2 separate regions of the Homo sapiens genome follow, and region 2 is linked to region 1. A link is a contact called in ENCODE Hi-C data. All regions are on one chromosome and are shown on one strand. Each heading gives the region's core, a stretch centred on a gene start or an enhancer-like site at or near the end of the contact. The rest is flanking DNA. Distances are from core to core; before and after follow the strand shown.

The links. A loop is a pair of places that touch in the nucleus more often than their neighbours do.
Region 2: a map of chondrocyte shows a loop between it and region 1 (4-fold over the local background). The contact joins two enhancer-like sites. A Hi-C loop is called at or near these places in 1 of 168 maps with a recorded cell type or tissue (chondrocyte).

Annotation. Positions count from the first base shown.
Region 1 is chr15:64,067,757-64,071,846 of GRCh38, reverse strand. No RefSeq gene overlaps it. Among named protein-coding and RNA genes, the nearest start is that of DAPK2, 23 kb to the right of the region's middle. Within about 2 kb of position 2,211, at least 5 of the 41 ENCODE cell types and tissues checked have a DNase peak (open chromatin) inside an H3K27ac peak, as active enhancers do.
Region 2 is chr15:63,078,449-63,082,538 of GRCh38, reverse strand. No RefSeq gene overlaps it. Among named protein-coding and RNA genes, the nearest start is that of TPM1-AS, 31 kb to the right of the region's middle. RefSeq lists enhancers at 2,436-3,111, 3,112-3,789. Within about 2 kb of position 1,703, at least 6 of the 41 ENCODE cell types and tissues checked have a DNase peak (open chromatin) inside an H3K27ac peak, as active enhancers do.

The DNA of each region.
Region 1 (4,090 bases), core at 962-3,461:
ACATCAGCCATTGTCTGTCCTCCTGGAGTTCATACTTATTAGCCTGGACCTTCAGCTTCTCTCTGCTCCAGGCAGTGAGTGATTCGGACTCAGTTTTATCTACTGCCTGAGCTCGTCCTGGCCAAGTAGAAACAGAAGCCGGGCAGCAGGTCCAAAGACAAAACCATGCCTTAGGGACTGTCTGGTGAGGACACTACTGACATGCAACTCCAAGTGGATCATTGCTACAGGAGTCACCTGAACTGCTGGCCCTGCTGCTCCTGGAAGCTAGATGTGACTTCTGTTGTCTCCGCTACTGCCAGAGTGATTTCTCATTTTTGTGTGACTCACTCCAGCTTCCTAGTCCTAGCTGAGATCTCTAGTCGGCTGATCTCAAGTCACATGTCCATGTCCTGGCTGCCAAGAAGGCGGGAGAAAAGAAAATCTGACCTTTGGTGTGGGGAGGTGGACTCTGTCCCCCCAGCAAGACTCACATGGTGGGAATTCTATAGTAGAGTGAGAGGGGTCAAAAAACTAACATCTACTGCATTAATTATATTAGAACATGAATTTAAACTTTATTAATCATAATGGTATCTACATAGAAGTGAAAAATAGAGGTACATATATAGTCAGAAGTAGTGTTATCTGGTCCATGTTTGGCAAGGGTTAGGAAACGTTTTTGGAAAAGGGCCACATAGGCAATATTTTAGGCTTTTCAAGCCATATGCTCTGTTGTAACTATTCAACTCTGCCCTTGTAGCACAAAAGCAGCTGATAGTCTGTAAACAAATAAGCATGATTGCACTCCAAGAAAACTTTATGGACACAAATTTGAATTTCATATAATTTTCATGTGTCATGAATTAATATTTTCCTTTTTAATTTTTTCAACCGTTTAAAAATATAAAAACCATCTTAGCTTGTGGGTTGTACAAAATTCCAGCATTGGGCTGGATTTGGCCTGTGTGCCATTAGCAAACTCCTGATTTACAAGAATGATTATCCTTTCTGAAAAGTCAGACCAATTGGAAAATCAGATAAAAGATGTGGAATGGGCCCTCTCCCTAGGGAGAAAAAGGCACTCACATGAAACTGCATGTGACTCCAGGACATTCACAGACTTGCTAAGGAGCCAGTGGACCCCGGGTTAATAACTCTGCTTTACAAGTAATGCTAGCTGAGCACTGGGCTCCCCCCTCCTTTAATAACCCCCCAGAGCCCTGAGGGTTCACAACTTTGGGAGTATAGGGGCAGAAGGTGTGATACCTTTCCTCACCCATCATAAAGGTCATGGCCAACACCCCCGTGACAAAAGACAGGGTAACAAGAGAAAAGCATAACAAATGTGGTCAATCCAAGTTTTATGTGACACAGCAGGCTTCAGATAGGAAGAATCCAAAGACCCAGGGAAAACTGTCTTATTTTTCTGCTTAGGTTTGACGAAGAGTGGACAATTGTGTAGAAATGTGATTGGACAAAAAGTGCGATCTAATGGTAATGGACTAAGTGGGGAAACCCAGCAAGGACTATCTCTTCAGATTCTTCTTGGCCTTTCTGTGTAGCATTCCTTCCTCCTGGGTATGGGGCAGTCTTATGACCTACTGTTAGATAAGGCAGGTCAGAGAATTTCTTTATGGCCAGCTCATGCACAGAAAGGCGGGGGAAAGTTAGAGTAATATTTCTAGGTTTTGTGGTTTGCTTTTTGTTGTTGTTACTGTTTTTGTTTTTGAGATGGTCTTGCTCTGTTGCCCAGGCTGGAGTGCAGTGGCACAATCATGGCTCACTGCAGCCTCAACCTCTCAGGCTCAAGTGATCCTCCCACCCCAACTTCCCAAGTAGCTGGGACCACAGGTGCATACCACCATGCCCAGCTAAATTTTTTTTTGTATTTTTTTGTAGAGATGGGACTTTGCCATGTTTCCCAGACTGGTATGGCTTGCTTTGAAAAGAGGTTCTGGTTTCTATTTCCTCCCTTGGGGAAGACAGATTCTGTTTTCTATGACTCCCTTTGGAGGAGGAAGGGGCAGGAGACAGCAGGGCAGGATATGGTCAGAGAGAGTCTTTGCTTTTGAGGCTGCTTCTGAGGCTTTCTATTCTTCTTTAATTCACAGCACACCAAGGAGCCATATTTTGGGTTATTGCTTTCTGAGCCCCAGTAGGAGCCACTACCTTCTTGTTTTTGCTTTTGAGACAGGGTCGCTCTCTGTCGCCCCTGCTGGAGTGAAAAGGCACCATCAGGGCTCACTGCAGCCTCAAACTACTGGGCTCAAGCAATTGTCCCACCTCAGCCTCCCAAGAAGCTGGGACTACAGATGAGAGCTACCACGCTCAACTAATTATTTATCCACTGCTTTCTTAGACCGTTACAAATAAGAAGCTTATGGCCGGGCGTGGTGGCTTAGGTTGGGTGCAGCGGCTCACGCCTGTAATCCAAGCACTCTGGGAGCCGAGGCGGGTGGATCACGAGGTCAGGAGTTCAAGACCAGCCTGGCCAAGATGGTGAAACCCCATCTCTACTAAAAATACAAAAATTAGCTGGACATGGTGTCACGTGCCTGTAATCCCAGCTACTCGGGAGGCTGAGGCAGAGAATTGCTTAAACCTGGGGGGCGGAGGTTGCAGTGAGCCAAGATTGCGCCACTGCACTCCAGCCTTGGCAACAGAGTGAGATGCTGTCTCAAAAAATAAAGAAAAAAATAAAAGAAAGGAAGAAAAAAAGGAAAAAAAAAAAGCAGCTTTCCCAGCTCCACCATGAAGCAACTGCTACCAAAACTGCAGATGTGTCCAGCAGGACACAATTAACTGTAGTTAGTGGGGGCCAGTTTACTAGGAAGGGGTAGGATTGCTATAAAAGTCTCATTGCACTCATATCCCAGGTGGTTTTCTGCATGTGTTAATACCATGGTAGAAAACAAGCCAGTGAATTGTTGGGGTTCAAACTCATTACTGATGCACCACTACTGTTAATACTCTTTTTTTTTTTTTTTCTGGGACATGGTCTCACTCTGTCACCGGGGCTGGAGTGCAGTGACACGATCATGGCTCTATCTCCCAGGCTCAAGCTATCCACCCGCCCCAGCCTCCCGGGTAGCTGGGACTACAGATGCACGCCACCAAAGCTAGCTAATTTTTAAATTTCTTGTAGAGATGAGGTCTCACTATATTGCCTAGGGGGTCTCAAACTCCTGGGCTCAAGCGATCCTCCCACTTTGGTCTCCCAAAGTGCTGGGATTAAAGGCATGAGTCGCTGTGCTCAGCCACATTATTTCTGATATCTTTTTGTATATATGAAATACAAGTAAAGATTTTTCCAAAAAACTTCATTGGATTTAGCCTGAACTGGTGGTTGTCCATGACTCAGGTTAGACTGCCTATAGGGCATGAGCGAACCCAGTTCTGATATGGACTTATTTGGGGCAGATGTACTGGATGTGGAGAGGATGTTGCTGTATGGGCTGTCAGGTTCTCTCCAAGTGCTGTTAGCACCATGCAGACCCTGGATCCTCTTCACAAAGGATGTGGTCAAGAGCACAGACACTGGTGCCAAACTGCCATCTTGTTCTAATCCAATACTCAGTCACTTAGTAGCTGTGTGACTTTGGGCAAGTTACCTAGCTTCTCTGTATTTTAGTTCCCTCGTTTGTAAAATGGGGATGATAAAATTACCTATTTCGTGGGGCCCTTATGAGGACTAAAAAAGGGAATGCTTGTAAAGTGCTGAGCACAACGCCTGGAACCTAGTAAATGCTTTATTAGGGTTTGTTAAAAATAGAGAAGGCCAGGTGCAGTGACTCACGCCTGTAATCCCAACATTTGGGAGGCCAAGGTGGGCGGATGGCTAGAGCTCAAGAGTTTGAGACCAGCCTAGGCGACATAGCGGGACCCTGTCTGTACAAAAAATCAAAAAATTAGCAGGGCGTGGTGGTGCACACCTGTAGTTCCAGCTACTTGGGGGGCTGAGATGGAAGGATCGCTTGAGGCCAGGATATTGAGGCTGCAGTGAACCCTGATTGCGCCACTGCACTCCCTCCTGGGTGGCAGAGCGAGACCCGCATCTTCCGGGGTAGGGGAGAATAGAGGAAAGGGCTGCTCGGTGCTAACTTGGAGA
Region 2 (4,090 bases), core at 454-2,953, 990 kb after region 1:
CCTGGTTATTTATTTATTTTTGTAGAGATGAGGTCTCACTACGTTGCCCAGGCTTGTCTTCAACTCCTGGGTTCAGTGATCTTCCTGCCTCGATCTCCCTGTGCTGGGATTATAGATGTGAGTCATCACACCTGGCCTTTTTTCTTTCTTTCTTTTTCTTTTTTTTTTTTTTTAGAGAGTTGCTCTGGGGATCAGAGCAACTGTCACCCAGGCTGGAATGCAGTGGCGAGATCATAGCTCATTGTAGTCTCCAACTCCTGGGCTCAAGTGATCTTTCCACCTCAGGCTCCAAGTAGCTAGGACTACAGGGATGTACAACCACACCTGGCTAATTAAAACAACTTTTTTTTTTTTTTTTTTTTTTTGTAGAGACAGGGTCTTGCTTATGGCCCAGGCTGGTCTTGAACTCCTGGCCTCAAGCACTCCTCCCATGTCGGCCTTCCAAGTATCTGGGATAGCTTTTGTTCTTTAACACAACTATAAGGCGCAGGCTCTTACAGAGGAGGAAACTGACATTCAGAGAGGCTGAGTAAACTGCAATTCAGAAAGGCTGAGTAACTTGCTTCAAATCCCCCAGTTGTTAACTGGGAAGAACTAAGGATTGAACTTGGGTTTTTCTCAGTGTTGCAGATTCACAAAAGTACCTGCAACAAAGCACATGCAGTATAAAAGTGGTCTGCATGTCTTCATACGATCAATGGTGGTGGTGATGCTGATGGCTCTGAGTGTGGGGAAAGGTGGGGTGGTGGCCTTGGGAGAGTCAAGGACACAGACCAGGGGCTTGTGGAGGGCTCACCTCTCTGTGGTGGTGAGCTATAAGACCGACGAGATGTGCAGCTAGCATAAGACATCATCCTTTGCACCAAAGGGATTTGTAACTCAAGATAAAACATCACTAAACTATGAAACAAATGGAAATAAGACTACATACATTCAGATTTTTCCAATAATGACTTTGTCAATGCCTTTTCTTTTTTGAGACAGGGTCTCGCTCTGTTGCCCGCCCAGGTTGGAGTGCAGCGGTGTGATCACGGCTCACCGCAGCCTCGACTTCCTAGGTTCAATTGATCCTAGGCTCATTTCAGCCTCCAAAGTAGCTGGGACCACAGGCGTGTGCCACCACACCCAGCTAATTTTTTATATTTTTTTTGTAGAGATGGGGTTTTGCCATGTTGCCCAGGCTGATGTTAAACTCCTTGGCTCAAGTGATCCTCCTGCCTCGGCCTCCCTAAGTGCTGGGATTACAGGCATGAGCCACTATACTTAGCCAATGCCTTTTTTTGAAATATAAAATAACAAAATTCCGTCGCTGTGTCTCATTCTTTTGGGTGCTATGCTTTTGTCTATGCACGCAGTACAAACCCTCGTAGGATAATCCAGCTCTAATGAGTGGGGAGCTGACCTCCTGATTCCTTTTAATCCCAGATCTGAGGCCAAGGGATGTTTGCTCAGCTAGTGGAGGTGGCAGTGACTCCTCCACCTGGAGCAGCAATGGTGTGCACCATTGTTAGGGAGGCGAGTAGGCTAAAAACTCACGTAGTCACTTCTCTAAGGTTAATTTCTGGAGTGCCCGCTATCCTCATTCCTGGGCTCTCAGTCAAGAATGTAATTGAAGCCCCAGGACAATGGAGTGTGAAAGGAAAGATGTTCCCTGGTGTCAGATGCCCTGGCCAGCCAGAACCAAAAGCATGGAGTAGACGCTTGGCTTTTATTCCTGGTGTTGGCTGGGTCCCTGTGTCCTGCCCTATTCCTGAAATCCTCTTTAGGCAAAAGCCAAAGCTAACTAGGAAGCTCCAGCTTGGGCCTCCTCTGGCATCGCCAGGACCAGCTGTGACAGAACAGCTTGCTTCCTTCTGCCAACCCCCTTGTTTAAAGGTTAAACATACAAAGGCAGGAGCCGCAAGCCCAACAGAGGGTACTGCAAAGCAGCCCCTCAGATGCTAACGATTTCACCAGACGACCAGGATATTATTATTGTCTGAACTCAACTTCTAAGTGCCCTAGGAAACCTTTTAGTGGCTGAGAGTACGATCACCAAGGAGGTGAGCTAGGTTTTCACAGTGTCATTGAGAAGTCCCCAGGAAACCTAACCCCAGTGGCAAACCCCAGTGTGCCCTGGGGAGACACAGGACCTGGGCACCTCTTCTGGATGCCACTGGGCAGGCACTTCCTGGAGAGCTGATGAGGGTCAGTCATTGGGGTCTACTCGAGGCCCCTCCTCCCACACTGGAGAGGGGCTGTTCTTACTGCTCACCAATGCCGGACTTTAGTCCTGACGGGCGGTGAAGTGTGCTTCCATCAGATTTCAGGGGAAGATCCAGCTGGGCTATCAGGCTAACTCGCCACTGGCCCTGACCCATCCCGATGAATCATCCTGGTGAAATGAACATCAGAGGCAGCCTTGAAGGAGAAAATGACAGCACACTAAGGCAGCCTGATAGGTGAGTAGGGAAGAGGTGAGGGGCGGCCTTGTCTTTGAATCCTGGGGAGCGTGACTTCTACGGGCTGATTGCCGGGATCTAAGACTATTTAAAGAACAGGGCAATAGAAGTTGTCTATCACTGAGAGTTTGCTATGCCAGGCACCATACTAAAACTTTTCATGCAGTATCTTAGTTATTCATGCCCTGAACGTTATGATGTTGGGTACTATTATTATTATCCCCATTTTGCAGATGGGGAAATAATTGCAGAGAAGTTGAGCAGCTTACTTTAAGTCACACAACCAGTACATGGCAGAGGTGGCTGTTAAATTCTGGTCTAATTTCGAAGGCTGGGATTGTACATACTATCTAGGCTGCCTCTTTAGCAGGGCAGTTAAGTTTTCTATATGGCTGCTTCCTTCTTCTGTCACTGTTCATCATCCAGTAATTAAGGGTCTTCCCAGAACTGAGGCCCGAGGCAGTGCCTCTAAGCCCACACACCCATCATTCACTTTTATCAACTCAGGTCTAGACAAGGGGTACAAGAAAGAGCCGGGTGGCTGCGGTGAAGGCATGTCTTAAAGCTCAAGTTTGTGTGTTTTTGTTGGGGGAGCAGCACAGATGAGGGAGCGGGAAAGGGATAACGTGTGGAACTAGATTTCTTTTCCTTTCTTCTTTTTTTTTTTTTGAGGTGGAGTTTCGCTCTTGTTGCCCAGGCTGGAGTGCAGTGTCTCGATCTCGGCTCACTGCAACCTCTGCCTCCCAGGTTCAAGCGATTCTCCTGACTCAGCCTCCTGATTAGCTGGGATTACAGGCATGTGCCACCACGCCCGGCTAATTTTGTATTTTTAGTAGAGAAGGGGCTTCTCCATGTTGGTCAGGCCGACAGGCCAACCTCAGGTGATCCACCTGCCTTGGCCTCCCAAAGTGCTGGGATTACAGGCGTGAGCCACTGCACCCGGCCGGAACTAGATTTCTTAAAGGCTTTACCACACCAGTTTGGGAAAAGTTGTTTTGCTTCTCTTTTAAGAACCTGAGGCCTGGAAATCAAAAAAGGGCTCTCCAGGCTGGAGTCCAGGCCGGAGCAGGAATCACCACATAGTTAAGAAACAACTTAACACTATATTTAGGGTATGTCTGTGCTTAAATGAAATAGTTTTTTTTAAGTGTATGTTTTCATTTCTTACATGTCAGAAAATATCTGTATTACAAAAAAATCTCCCATCAGTCCTAGTTGTGAGAACAAAAAATTAGAAAAACCCAGTGATCAAAAAGAGGAGAACAAATTATGGCACATTAACCAGAAGACTAGGTGAAGCAACACAGGAAGATGTTTATGCAAAGTTTTTTGAATAAAAACCAAAATTTTGAATAAAAAGCCTTCCATAAACACACAGGCAAAACATATGGAAAATAAGTTTTTTTTTTTCCCAGTGGTGACCTTTTTTTTCCTTCATAGTTTTTCTCTATTGTTTTTATAATGCTTTGTGACAAATAAAAAATGTACACAATTATATGATGGCATGTACCTCATGTGTACATTTTGCTTATTTCCCTTGCAACCCAGTATCCAAATGTGCCAAATAGCTTTTCATTTGAACTTGCAAATTGCTGCATGAAATTTAAATATTCCTTTAAATACACAACCCACATCAATTGCTGTTATAC